Linked DNA regions of Homo sapiens: region 2 is linked to region 1. Evidence: chromatin contacts called from ENCODE Hi-C or POLR2A ChIA-PET data. All regions are on one chromosome and are shown on one strand. The core of a region is the stretch at or near the end of the contact, and the rest is flanking DNA. Distances in the headings are between cores, read along the strand shown. Region 1 holds the start of PKNOX2-DT (PKNOX2 divergent transcript). Region 2 overlaps SLC37A2 (solute carrier family 37 member 2).

The links. A loop is a pair of places that touch in the nucleus more often than their neighbours do. ChIA-PET counts read pairs that join two places held with the same protein, here RNA polymerase II (POLR2A). Pooled maps may share reads with other maps.
Region 2: a map of endothelial cell of umbilical vein shows a loop between it and region 1 (4-fold over the local background). The contact joins the enhancer-like site here to the promoter of PKNOX2-DT in region 1. A Hi-C loop is called at or near these places in 2 of 168 maps with a recorded cell type or tissue (Caco-2 and endothelial cell of umbilical vein) and 7 of 50 pooled maps. POLR2A ChIA-PET finds 5 or more read pairs at or near these places in 3 of 52 experiments (A673, HEK293T and Panc1).

Annotation. Positions count from the first base shown.
Region 1 is chr11:125,160,633-125,167,464 of GRCh38, forward strand. PKNOX2-DT (PKNOX2 divergent transcript) reads right to left here and starts at 3,977. Exons shown (of 3, transcript NR_125759.1): 1 at 3,709-3,977; 2 at 1-16. It overlaps PKNOX2 (PBX/knotted 1 homeobox 2), which reads left to right and starts at 4,119. Exons shown (of 13, transcript NM_001382323.2): 1 at 4,119-4,144. RefSeq lists a silencer at 3,832-3,981.
Region 2 is chr11:125,088,866-125,095,697 of GRCh38, forward strand. It overlaps SLC37A2 (solute carrier family 37 member 2), which reads left to right. Exons shown (of 18, transcript NM_001145290.2): 18 at 1-1,651. TMEM218 (transmembrane protein 218) reads right to left here. Exons shown (of 5, transcript NM_001258244.2): 5 at 5,524-6,832. Among named protein-coding and RNA genes, the nearest start is that of TMEM218, 19 kb to the right of the region's middle. Within about 2 kb of position 2,491, at least 3 of the 41 ENCODE cell types and tissues checked have a DNase peak (open chromatin) inside an H3K27ac peak, as active enhancers do.

The DNA.
Region 1 (6,832 bases), core at 2,727-5,226:
GGGGGATCCAAGGATCCTTTGAAGAGAGGTGATGTTTCCATGAAAGCTTATAAGCAGATAGGATTCAGAAGGTAGGAAAAGGGGGAATGAAAACCCGGGGCTGAAGGAAGAGTGTGAGCAAGTACAGGAAGGGCCCAGAATCCAGAATGTACTCTGGGGCCCATGAGCTGGAGCAGGAGTGCTGGGTAGAATGGAAGTGCCCAAACCTCACAACTGCAGTGACTTTTAAAATACGGGCTCCAAGGCCTTTCTCCAGACTGATTTCTCTAGGGGTGGAACCTGGAACCCTGAATTATAAAGAAGTTCCCCGGGGGTTGGGGTGGGGGTTCTGATGCAGCAGGAAGCACTGGAAATCACTAGAAGGTGGAGTTGGGGAGGCGTTGGCAGGAATGGAGCAGATTAGCCTGAAAGGGGATCAGGGCCAGATGAGGACTAACATGAAGACCTTGCTAAGTAAGGAGTGTGGCATTCAAGGTCCTTCTTTTTATTATAAGGCCCAGTAACTTTTTAGGCTAAATCTTATAAGCAATGGAAAGCTACTGATGATTTTCAGGAGAAACCAAGGTGTGATCCAACCTTTGTTATAGGAAGAACATCCTTGTGCAAGTGTATAGGAGGGATTGGAGATACTGGAGGCATTGAGACCAGTTAAAAAATTATCAAAATATTCCAGGTGACTAGTGATAAGTCTGTCAACTAGGACTGGAACAATGATGTTTCATTCAGTTCAATCCAACAAGCATTTCTTTAATATGTTTTCTGGATTGGGCACTGGACCAGGTTTTAGGGATCCTAAGATGAAATAAGATATTGTCCCCATCCTCAGGGAACTCGCAATCTATCAATATTCATTAAAAATAATTAAGTTGAGAGTGAAGGGAACTGTAGTTGGGTGGTATTATGGACTAAATTGTGTCCGCCACCCCAATTAATATGTTGACACCCTAACCCCCAATGTGACCGTATATGAAGACAGGGCCTTTAGGGGGGTTAAGCGAGGTCATAAGGTTAGGCCGCAATCCAACAGGACTGTCCTTATAAGACGAGGGAGAGACCACCAGAGCTGTCTCTCTGCCTGTGTACACAGAGGAGAGGCCACGCGAGGGCACAGTGAGAAGGTGCCATCTACAAGCCAGGAGGAGAAGCCTCTCCAGAAACCAACTCTGCTGGCACGTTGATCTTGAACTTCCAGCCTCCACAACTGTAAGAAAATCAATGTCTCATGTTGAATCCATCCAGTGTGTGGCATTTTGTTGTGGCAGCTTGAGCAAACTAATACAGACAGGTCTTAAATTTTTATTCATATTGTGACATTGGCAGAATTCAGTTGGGCCATTGATCACCCACATTGGAAGATTGGAGGAGGCAGCCTGGGCTGGTGTGGGCTGCTTATACCACAGACAAAGTGCAGGTAGAGTGAGAAGAGGGCCCAGAACCAAACAGAAACTCCAAAATTTAGGAGTGATAACTAGGATTTGTAGAAACTTCTATTTGGTTATAATGTCAGTGTGTTGATGGCTTATGCAATACAACATGTACATTCCTCTCCATTCTCTTCTTCATCCTCAGAGGGATGATGGGGAAGAAATTGTAGAGTATCTGTAGTGAATTCTTAATTTCTACTCTATCCTTTCTCTACTCATTGACAGAGCCAAAACTGAGATGTGGAACTCATGGAATTTGACATATTGACAACTCATTTCTTCATTAAGTATTTACTAGCTTGTGTCTTCTGTTGATTCCTGTATTATTGCTACTTAATGTTTTACATATTGGCGCTTTGTCTTCTTCAACAAATGAATGCTTCTTGAGGACAGGAGCCATAACCTGAGCCTCTTTGCTTCTGCTCTTTATTCTTAGTGCTAGCACACAGCAGAGCTTCTGGTGGGTGCAGGGAAAATATTTGCCTTCAGTGATTATAAAAACGATGGTTATATTTTGGATAATCATTTTTTAAGCTCTTGCAAATGACAAAAATAGTCAAAGCAAGATATATTTACTTAAAACTACGATGTGCAGTTTAAAGCACCAAAAAGGTATTAGTGAAAATCATAGTATTTGAAGACTCCAAAAATTAATAGCTCATGGCAATGGATCTCCCATATCAGGAAAGTGTTGGGCATTGATCTAGATTTCAGAAAACGAGGGGTGTGACAGGTGTAAATCAGTGATCCAAGGCTGTTGCCTGCGGTCCTATTTATGGCTCACTGACACCTCTCTGATGGGGTGAATTCAGCCTGATTTTCCCCTCTGACTCTGCAGGCTGCAGCAACTCACTGGGAGCCATGGGAAAGAGAGAAACTCCTCCCTCCAGGGGTCCTGGGCAGAGACAAATGGATCTCCCCTCCCCCTCCCTTATCTGAAGAGGGCTTCCCTCTGAGAGTTTATGGCAGCCTGACCTCCAGCCTCTGGGTTGGAGAATCTGGCCGCTTCTGTACCACATAAAAAGGGCAAGTGCATTCATTATTATTATATTATTATACAATGTATAATATATAATAGCGATTATGCTGTCAGCAGCCAGAGACTCTGACTGCAGATCAGAGGCTAGGGTGACATAAATCCACCTAGTGAAGTTTTTGAAGGTTCTATGTGAAGGTGAGAGGATTCTAATCTGTCTATAATGGGGGCTACCACTGAAGAGTTTCTCCCACAAGCAACGTTGGTGGGTGGATTTGAGGGTATTGGGAGGATCTGGACAAACAGTAGTGTGTGTATCTGGGATGTGATATAAGAAGGGTCTCAATTGCCTCCCCTGAGCCAGGCAATGCTAACAGCTCTCATCCTTGCCCATGACGGAGGCGGGTGAGTGGCGACCCAGAGGCCTGAGAAGAGCTCAGGGGCAGCCTTCAACTTCTTGGGTCAGATTCTTTACTGAAAACCCAGAGGCTGGGTTTCACTTTCTGCTTTCCCGCTTTTGTCGGTGTCTTTGTCTGGGCTTCTTCCAGGCCCCCTGCCTGGCCTGGGGTCAGAGGATCAATGGCTGCCTGACTGGCTGAAAGGGCTCCTCTATGGGGAGCAAGAAGCAAACTTCCAGAGGCAGAAGGGGTTCTCTTGTCCCTTTATGCGGAGGGCCATGTGCTAAGTTGAGGAAGCAAGCAAGTGTGCTCCTGTGTGTGGCTCTTAGTAGGACTGTGATCTCTGCTGAGTGAATGGAGGCGCTTGTGGGTCTACACATGCCTGCTTTTGTCTTCCACTGTAGAGGGCATGTAAGGAGCCCATTTCCTCCCTGATGTAGATGAAGCCACCCCAGCAGGCCCAGGCTGAAACAGCCCAGCTGGTCTTTCCCTTTATATGACTGCACCCCAGCCCCCAGAACTCTGGGAACTCACTGAGTTTCTTGAGGACTTTTTATTAGAATGAAAATAGCAGTGGCTTAGAACAGGCTTGCCTGACATTTGCAAAGAAGTGCTTTACTGACAAAGCCTATCCACTCTTTCCTCTCTCCCTCTGCCCCACCTTGAACCAGACACCCCGGGAAGCCCACAGCAGAAAAAGCTCTTGAGACCAGGAATAACTAACCAGAGTGTCATCTGAACACCTTTTCTGGGGCCAGGGTAATGAGAATTATTCAAATGCAATCATAAAAATGAGGCCAGCCAGGCAGGAAAAGGGGGAGGGGGAGTGCTGGTGGAAGGAAGGATTTCTTGCCCGTTTTAAGTTTCATCATTTCTGGGGAGTTCTCTTGGGGTCCACAGAAAATCTCACCTCATCTCGGTCCCCTCAGCACCGGTGATATCTTGGAACTCGGCCCCGGTTGTTCGCTAAGGAGGACTTGGCTTGGGGGCGGGAGGGTGCTCCAGAGTTCCTGGGGGTCCACCGCACTCCCCATCCGAGGCTCCTCGCGAGCGGAGCCGCTTCTCCAGGCCGCCCGCCTCCCTGCCGCAGGAGCAGGCCCGCGCCCGCCGCCCGAGAGCCTCCGGTAGAGGGAGACACTCCAGCGGCTCCTCCGACTTGGCAGCGGCCGGGCCGGGAGTGGGTGGGGGTGATGGGGGGTGGGGAGAAAAGGGGGAGTGGGGAGAGGGGAGGTGTGTGAAGGGGGGGTCCGGGGGGCGGGTCCCTGTGCCGCTGACGTCCCGAGCAGTGCTGGGAAGTATAGGCTGTGTTGTCACGCCGGTGTCAGTCTGATGAAGATTGGCATCAGGTAAGCTGTCATTCATTTCCATGTCAGAGACGCTTTTGCAGGCGGCGGCGGCGGCGCGGCGGCGGCTGCTGCTGCGGGCGGCTGCCTCAGAGCGCGTGTGTTTTATTCCAGTCCCCAAGCCAGAGTATTATTCATTGCGACAGGGCAAGGAGGAGAGAGGGAGAGAGGGAGGCAGCAGGGAGGAGAGAGAGGGAGGCAGCAGGGAGGAGGGAGGCAGGGAGCAGCGAGGGACGGCGGGAGCGTGCAGAGAGAAGCTGGGGAAGCGCCGGGAGAGCGCGGAGCGGAGCAGCGCGAGGGGCGGCGAGGCCGGGCACGGAGGCTGCGAGAGCCCCGCGGGCCGCCCGCTCCCCTGCCCGGCCAGCGCTCAGCCCCGCCGCCGCCGCCGCCGCCGCCTCGCCGCGCTTGGGCCCGTGGCCGGCCGCGCATTGTCCTCGGGTGCAAGGAGCCGGGCTGCGGACTCGAATCGCCGCGGGCCCAACCCCGTAGCGGGCGGGCGGGGAGCTGTGCGCCAGGAGCGCCAGGGGACCCGAGAATAGGAACAGGCACGCCGGCCCGAGCCCGGGTGCAGAAGGCTCCCGGCCGGGCGCTCCGCGGGGAGAGGCTGGGAACCGCGGGCAGGCTCCAGGTTCTCTTTCTCCCGGCTTCGGGCGTCCTTGGGGCCGGCGCTTACTCCGCGCCACCAGCCTGGAGATGCTTTCCAGCGGCTGGAGGCGGGAGCGGTCCCAGGCTGGGGCCAGGTGACCGGAGGAGTCGAGGAGCCGCGGCCGCGGCCTGGGGAGGCAGGGCGAATGAGGGTTTGCAGACGGATCAGTGGAGACAGGGGAACACCGGCGGGGCCCGGGAAGCCAGGATCCGAGGGGCTACACGCACGGACCCTCACCCAGGGAGGAGCGAGAATGTGTAGGGTCACCGGCTTTCCATGATTGCTGGGGATCTTTGGTGAGGCGGGCGTAGGGGCCCGCGCGAGGCTTGGGAATCGGGAGCCCTTCTGGCTCGAGAACTAGGGGATGAGTTCGTAAAAGAGGGAACTGAAAGCGATCGAGAGCGGAGAGCTGAGGGGGATGGCGCAGGATCCCGAATCTGCCGCTCAAAGTTTGCATTTCTTTCGGGTTAGGAGACGGGCTTTCCTGGCTCCCGATCCCCAGGAAGAAACGAGCGAAATGGGCCGTCCTTTCCCGGGGCTCTTCACGGGGGAGCCGGGGGTTTCCGCGCGGTGGGGAGACTCGGGTTGGGAATTGAGGGGTAGGGGCTTGTGGATCGGCCTGAATTAGGGCTGGGTTTTAGGACCAGTCTAGAGTTCGGTTTATAGGATCCAGACTGTTTACGGAATCGGGATCGAGGGGCCGATAAGTAGTTTACACGCCGGCCAGAGCAGAGGGCTGGAGGTCGGAGTTGGGGGCTGGAGGAACGGGTGGCGTTTTTAGGATTCAGTAACAGGATCACAGCTTTTTCTTGTGGTGGAAGCTATTGGAATTTGGGGAGGGTAGCACGAGGGGTCCTGCAGCTCCGCGTGTGAAAAAGCGTTTAGGTAGGCGATGAAAGTAGTTGATCTGAGCCATGGCAGGCGAGCCCCGAATTTTTGCTGCTTCCCCCTGAAAGTGTTTCTTTAGGAGGAGAGGACTTGGGCCACACAGGACCCGGTCCTAAGAGAGCGATTCCGGGAAGCGGACAGATCGAAGAGACCTTCTGGGCGAAGCGGCAGGGCAGCCTCGCGGGGCTGGGAGTGGATCTGAGGTCCCGACCCAGGCGGCTCGGAGTGCTCCAGGAGCCACCTGGGTCTGCGGGCGCAGCGCGGCGGGGCGGGAGCGGTGGCCCGCAGGGGCCGCGGCCTGCGATGAAGGCCGGGGGGCAGCGCTAGCAGCGAGGTGCCACAGTGGGCCGAGGAGTCTGGGCTGTGGCCCAGGGTAGGACCGGCTCAAACTCCAGTGCCCTGATTGGAGCCGCTTCCTGTGCTTACCCGCGCCGGACTGAGAAGCCCACAAACCCGGCCTTTGGTGCGCCCGGGGGAGGAGGAAGCTTGGAGTGCCCTACTGTCATCTCTCCTGTCCGGAGACTTCAGGATATTAGCTTTTCGGGTTTCAAATGCTCTATAACCGGTGGCAGCCAAAAGCTTCGCATTTTAGGCAGTTTAGACGATCCTCCCCGCCCCAAATCTGAGAATGATGGTGTTCAAACATAACACGGTGTATTACCCAAAGCCCCTGCCCTTGCCCTCCTGCTCTCTCTGCCGTTCTGGCCTTCGGAGGCCCCAGGACCTTGGTGGAAGCGGGGAGGGAGGGTCCCGTTTCTGGTCTCATAATCTCCCACTCGGGCTGCATCCCCATAGCTTGGGCCTAGCTGTGGGGTGTGGGGTGGGAAGGGGTCCCGACCAGGGAGGTAGGTTATTCTCTGGGCATCTAGAGAAAGAGTGTGTGTGGGGGGTGGGAGCGGGGGGGAGGAGGGCATTGAGGGGAGGAAGATTTGAGATTTCCTCCTCTTAATATTAAACCCACCATCCCAGCCCCCTGCACCCCTGGCAGGGAGAGCCAGACAGCCCTTACAGGACACGGAAGACGCACGACCCACGACCCACGAGTGGCCTCGGCGGCCCGGGGCGCGGCGACTGCCGCCGCGGAGCTCCAAGGCTGTTGTTTTGTAGGCTTGGAATTCGTGAGAGCTCTCTCCCGCTGAGAGCCCGAGGGGGGAGGG
Region 2 (6,832 bases), core at 1,241-3,740, 73 kb before region 1:
GTAGAAAGAGGGGTTGGCATGACTAAAAATACCAGTATGTGTATTAAGTATTTTGAGAATGAAATGCCAAGGAGTGCCTACTATATGCCAGCTCTAGGAATGGAGTAGACAGTGGACACAAGAAGGACTTACGCCCTGAGCACAGGTGCCAATGGTGACAAGACTGGCAAGACGTGAGGGCATGAATGGTTCATTCAGGCAGCTGCTGCAGATGTGGTCACCTGGTGCCATCTGCTGCTCCCTTTTCCACTTTTCTATGTCCTCCTTCCACCCCAAGTCCCGGATCACTCGCTGTTTTCTGGCTAGCTCTTGGCATCTCCATCTGAGCCTAAAGTTGCCCACTGGCACCAATAGATTCTGTTTGACCTGCTGTGCCCATGCTCATCTTTGTCGGGGCTTGGCTTGGCAGCGAGCGAGGCTGGCATGGGGTGCTGAAGTGGGGTCTCAGTGAGGGGTGACAGCGTGCTGGCAGTCCTCACAGCCCTCGCTCGCTCTCGGCGCCTCCTCTGCCTGGGCTCCCACTTTGGCGGCACTTGAGGAGCCCTTCAGCCCACCGCTGCACTGTGGGGAGCCCCTTTCTGGGCTGGCCAAGGCCAGAGCAGGCTCCCTCAGCTTGCAGGGAGGTGTGGAGCGAGAGGCGCGAGCGGGAACCGGGGCTGCATGCAGCGCTTGCGGGCCAGCTGGAGTTCCGGGTGGGCATGGGCTTGGCGGGCCTGCACTCGGAGCAGCCGGCCGGCCCTTCCGGCCCCGGGCAGTGAGGGACTTGGCACCCGGGCCAGCGGCTGCAGAGGGTGTACTGGGTCCCCCAGCAGTGCCGGCCCACCTGCGCTGTGCTTGATTTCTCGCTGGGCCTTAGCTGCCTTCCCGCGGGGCAGGGCTCGGGACCTGCAGCCCGCGGTGCCTGAGCCTCCCACCCGCTCCATGGGCTCCTGTGGGGCCCGAGCCTCCCCGACGAGTACCACCCCCTGCTCCAGGGCGCCCAGTCCCATCGACCACCCAAGGGCTGAGGAGTGCGAGCGCACGGCGCGGGACTGGCAGGCAGCTCCACCTGCAGCCCCGGTGCGGGATCCACTAGGTGAAGCCAGCTGGGCTCCTGAGTCTGATGGGGACGTGGAGAGTCCTTATGTCCTGCTCAGGGATTGTAAACACACCAATCAGCACCCTGTGTTTAGCTCAAGGTTTGTGAGTGCACCAGTCGACACTCTGTATCTAGCTGCTCTGGTGGGGCCTCGGAGAACCTTTATATCTAGCTCAGGGATTGTAAATACACCCATCGGCACTGTGTATCTAGCTCAAGGTTTATAAACACACCAATCAACACCCTGTGTCTAGCTCAGGGTTTGTGAGTGCACCAATCAACACTCTGTATCTAGCTGCTCTGGTGGGGCCTTGGAGAACCTGTGTGTCGAAACTCTGTATCTAACTAATCTGATGGGGACGTGGAGAACCTTTGTATCTAGCTCAGGGATTGTAAACGCACCAATCAACGACCTGTCAAAACAGGCCACTCGGCTCTACCAATAAGCAGGATGTGGGTGGGGCCAGATAAGAGAATAAAAGCAGGCTGCCCGAGCCAGCATTGGCAACTCGCTCGGGTCCCCTTCCACGCTGTGGGAGCTTTGTTCTTTGCAATAAATCTTGCTACTGCTCACTCTTTGAGTCCACGCTGCTTTTATGAGCTGTAACACTCACCGCGAAGATCTGCAGCTTCACTCCTGAGCCCAGCGAGACCACGAGCCCACCGGGAAGAACGAACAACTCCAGACGCGCTGCCTTAAGAGCCGTAACACTCACTGTGAAGGTCTGCAGCTTCACTCTTGAGCCAGCGAGACCACGAACCCACTAGAAGGAAGAAACTCCGAACACATCTGAACATCAGAAGGAACAAACTCCAGACGTGCCACCTTAAGAGCTGTAACACTCACTGCGAGGGTCCGCGGCCTCATTCTTGAAGTCAGTGAGACCAAGAACCCACCAATTCCGGACACACCAGGACCACCAAGTGGGTAGGTTAAAGCTCATGACAGTGGGCACTCCTGAAGGGGATGCTCATGATATTGATGATGTGTGGGCAAATGGGGAGCTTAGAGCGCCACGCAAGATAAAAGCCTTGCATTTCCTGGGACGTTGTGGGCTGGTGCATTAGCCAGATACACACCCTTCCACACTGAAGCAGGCTGCACAGCGCCAATGGCAACAAACAAGGAAGGCTCCTCCTGCCTGCAGTCACTTCAGCTCTGAGCGCAGGAGTCAGCCAGGGACCTCCAAGTCCTCAGCCCACAGGGGCAAGAGCTATACTCTGGCCTTATGTTCAGCATTCAGGAAAGCTGCTCTCTGCTGCTCTTTGACATTGAGAATGAAATGAAATTAGTTATTCATTTAACTTCACATTTGGTCTCAATTAAGCTCAAAATGTTCTTCCTTAGAGATGCTCCAATAGCACTTGTAATTAAGGAGTTTAAGGAGAAGCTGTGTTGCTTATATGAGCCACTAGATGGTGACCCAATCCCATCATACAGCCCAGGGTGGGCTGTGGTTCCATCCTGCTTCCTGGAAGAGAGACAGGAGCCGAGGCCTCTTGACTTTTCAGACTTTCAGCTTGCTTTCTGCTTCAGAGGGCAGGGGAAGAGGAATGGTTCTCTCAAGGTCTTCTCTTCCCCAACTGCACTGCTTACTAACTTTAAGCCTGTTTCATCATCAGGAAAATGGTGACATTATCTACCTCATAGGATTGGTATGAAGGGAGACACATACTCAACACACTCCTGCCCTTGAAGAACTTGTCTAGTTAGGGGATAAATAGGAAAACACACGGAGACAGTGACTCCAGGTGAGAGCTATGCTGTTCATTAGTCCAGCCATGCAGGAACACGGCTGGCAGAAGGGCAATTCCGGGGGCAACGGGAAGAGTCCTTCTTCCTTATGAAGGCAGAATTCTGAGGACTTGGATGACTCATTTGATAAGGTAGTGAGGGGTAATGGAAGAGGGAGGAAGTTAACATGAATACTTATCCAACTCCTAGGATGTTAGGCCTTAGAGACTGAAACTGAACAAATGGCATTGGCTCCTACCAGCAGGTAAGTGTGGCACTAGACACATGCAAAAGGCATTGTGCGAGCTCAGGGTCTGGCCTCAGAAATGAGGACTTAGGCTGTGGGTAGGGAGTTGGAAAAAATACTGAAGGTTGGGGGAACCCCAGCACTGAGATCTGCCTGTCTGCACCCATCTCCCAGGTCCCAGGTTACTGGCCCTGTTTGGGCAGCTCTGGGCGCAGCCTGTTCACCACAGGCCTGGTACCTGCCTTCTCCCTGGGCCTCAGCACTCACTCACACGGGGCTAATGTAGGAGCATTACGTTAATTAGTTATTCATTTAATTTAACTTCACATTTGGTCTCAATTAAGCTTAAAATGTTCTTCCTTATAGATGCTACAATAGCACTTGTAATTAAAAAGCAGTAACTCTTTGTGTTTCTCCCTTAGAAATCCACTGGGAGGCTGGGCGAGTGTGTGTGGGGTGGCTGGGGGAGGAGGAGGAGGAGGCAAGAGGCAAAGAAAAGAAAGGGAAAGAAGCTCTTGGTCGGTCCTAGCACCATGAGGCCACCACTAAGACTGAGGCTGGCAGGAGGAACTCAACACATCCTGGGTGTCTGAGTGGGGGTGGGAGAGTTGCTGTTGGGAATCCTGAGAAGTGACAAAGGAGCAGACCTCCTACTGAAAGGTGTGGGGGTAGGGAGGATGGCAGATGGGGGTGGAAGGAGGCAATGCTTAGGGGAGAAGGGGCCCTATATTCTGTGATAGGTACAATGTGCCCCCATAAGATGTCCACATCCTAATTTTCAGAACCAGTGAGTGTTACCTTACATGGCAAATGAGATTTTGTATATGTGATTAAGGATCTTGAGATGGAAGGACTGATGGGGTGGACCCAGTGGAATCAAAGGGCTCCGGATGAATCACAGAGGGAGGCAGGAGTGTTGGGGATTGGCAGATGCTGCTCTGCTGACCTTGAAGACTGAGGAAGGGTCCACCAGCCAGGGGGACGGGGGCGGCCTCTAGAAGGTAGAAAAGGCAAGGAAATGGGTTCTCTCGAGGCTCCAAAGCCTTTCCTTTACCCCCTGAAACCCATTTCTGGTTTCTGACCTCCGGAGCGATAAATGTGAATTGATCAAAACCAGTAAGTCTATGGCAATCTGTTACAACAGTAATAGGAAATTGATAATATTCCCAGTGTAAAACTGGGGTATGACCAATTTAACGGCAGGAAAATAACCACAGGCAAACAAAAGAAATCTCCAAAGCTTAAAACAAGTGAAGGGGCTGGCCTCATAGCATTTAGGCACAGCATAAGGGCTACTGTGTGACCACCTCACCCAAGAGTTCTCCAAGGGCAGGACTTGGACCAAATGCACAGACTATATCATCTCTGGCATGATGTGATGTAAACCATTAAAAACACACTTTCTCATTCTGTCTGTGGCACTGAGCCTGATTTCGATCCCAGCTCTCATTTCTTTGGTGGCAGGAAACTGAGAAAAGAGGGTGGGGGGGGTAGGGACTCAGAATTTTTTTTTTTTTTTTTTTTTTTTTTGCATAAACAGTCACCACCAATAATCTGCTAGGGACAGAGATCAAGTAGAAAACAAAACAAAAATTCCTGGTGTGTGGCTTTGATTCTGCCATTGGCACCTCTGAAAACTGGCCCAAGTCTCAACATTCCAGCTGGATGGTGCTTACAAGAGAGGCGGCAGTGTTCTCAAAACTTGAAAATATAGTCTACTAGCAGCTCAGCTGTTTAGTATCTCTGAGCAAGGGGACAACCAAAGTCTAACAGCAGAGACCTGCCAGAAACCCTGGGCTAATGGGTGAAGCTATCTCTGAGGCCTGCGTGCCTGTTCACGCTTTTCCCCAGACTCCTGCTCAATTCCTAAGATTCTGGTTTTTCCACCAGACTCAGCTACTTTTCCTTGGTATTTCTGTCAAGTGGATTTGCATTGCCTGCCCTTGTCCCTCCTTTTCCTTCGAGTTTATCCTATGGAGCAACGCTCTATAACAGACAGTAGTCAGGCTCTTAGACTCTAGAGCCAAACTGCCTGACTTTGGATCCTGACTCCTGTTTACGCCTACCAGCCCGTGCCTGTTCCCCATCTGTGAAGTGGGGATATTAAGAGTACCTACTTCATAGGGCCGATATGAAGAAGACATAATACTTACAACACACTTAGAAAAATGCCTAGCACATGTTTGCTAAATGTAACAAAAATTGTTATTTTGACATGTGGAACCCTAGACTTATTTCCAAGTATTGGGATGGAACTAGAGATTAAAGGTTGAACTTTATGAACTATAAAATCTCTTCCAATCCTGAGTTCTTATGCTTCTATGAGGATAATCAACACTTTTCTAGATTCGTTTCCATACAGTTCTGATTCTCACATCTGGAAATTCATTTCTATGTAACAGCCAGATACTTAAAGGTTTAAGCAAAGGAATTATGATTGAATGTTTGTTATTCATACTAAAATGATCATTAGAATCCTTTAATGAAACTTTTACCTTTTTGGATATGTGTTAAGAAAATGTCAGGTACAAACAGCTAAGAAACAGTATTAACCAATGTAAAAATAAGGAGTTACTTGAAAGTCAAAAGTGATCTTTCAACTATTTGAGAAATGAGATGTCAGGAATCCTGATGTCAAGTTGGAGCCCCACTTCTAATTAACTGTGAAACTTTTTAAATCCCTTGTCCTCTCTGCCTGTTTCTCATCTGTAAAATAATCACAGCAGGTTTCTTTACACATTGAGCAAAAAATAAACCAGAAACACTTCAACTGCAACAACCATGAAATAGAGTTGATACTAAAGTTTCTGTTAAATAACAGAACAAAAAATGGATTGCTTTATGTTAGAATAAAAACATTTAAAAATAAATTGGATGCCCTCCTTCCAGGAAGCAGTGAGGAAGACAGTCTAGACACCTTACAGCCTAGTTCTTCCATGGGCTTACTCCACCAGGACTAGTGCTTTACACCCTACGGGCACACAATATATGCTGAATGAATGGCAGGATTCGAGAATGAATGGCTATGTACTCCCTAGTCCCTGGACATTGGTATGGTAATTCTGATGCAGTTTTACATTAAATTTACATTGTACACAAAGAATGGTAGCTTTACTTCCATTTTTATCAGTGAAAAATTTAAGGAACTTAACAAATTACCCATTGTGATCTCCATTGTGGGGATAGGGTGGTATCCTCCTAATTCAGCTTTTGTCAGGATACAATTTTAAGACGCCACGAAATAACCTATTTTCTTATATAGAAACCCAGATTTACTCTCCCTCTCCACCTTCTAAACAGTGGGGATCACCAGTCTGCCACAGGATCCCCTCTGGGTAGGGAACAGTAGAGGGAACATGTTCTAAGGCCACTGATCACAGAATGGTTCTGAACACTAAGATGACTTCTGTCTGTATTTAAGGAATGACCTCTGAGCCCTGTCTCCAAGAAGGCCATGAGCATACAGGGTACCATAACAGACATTGACTATAGGGTTATCCCATGCCAAACTCTCAGTGAAATCCATTTTGAGCCCTCTCAGCCTTCTACGTCTTATCCCAACCCTGCGGGGCTTTTTTTGCATAACTGCATTGAGTATGCAGGTAGAAAGAAATCTATCATTCATTTCACCACAGCTGGTAATTATAGACTCCAGGTCTGTAGACTGTAGGTCAAGTCAAGCTGAAATAAACTTTGCACAGGGTATTTTTTTTTTTTTCCTAAAGCCAATCTTTAACATATATGCCTTTCATTTACATCAGGCAAAAAAACA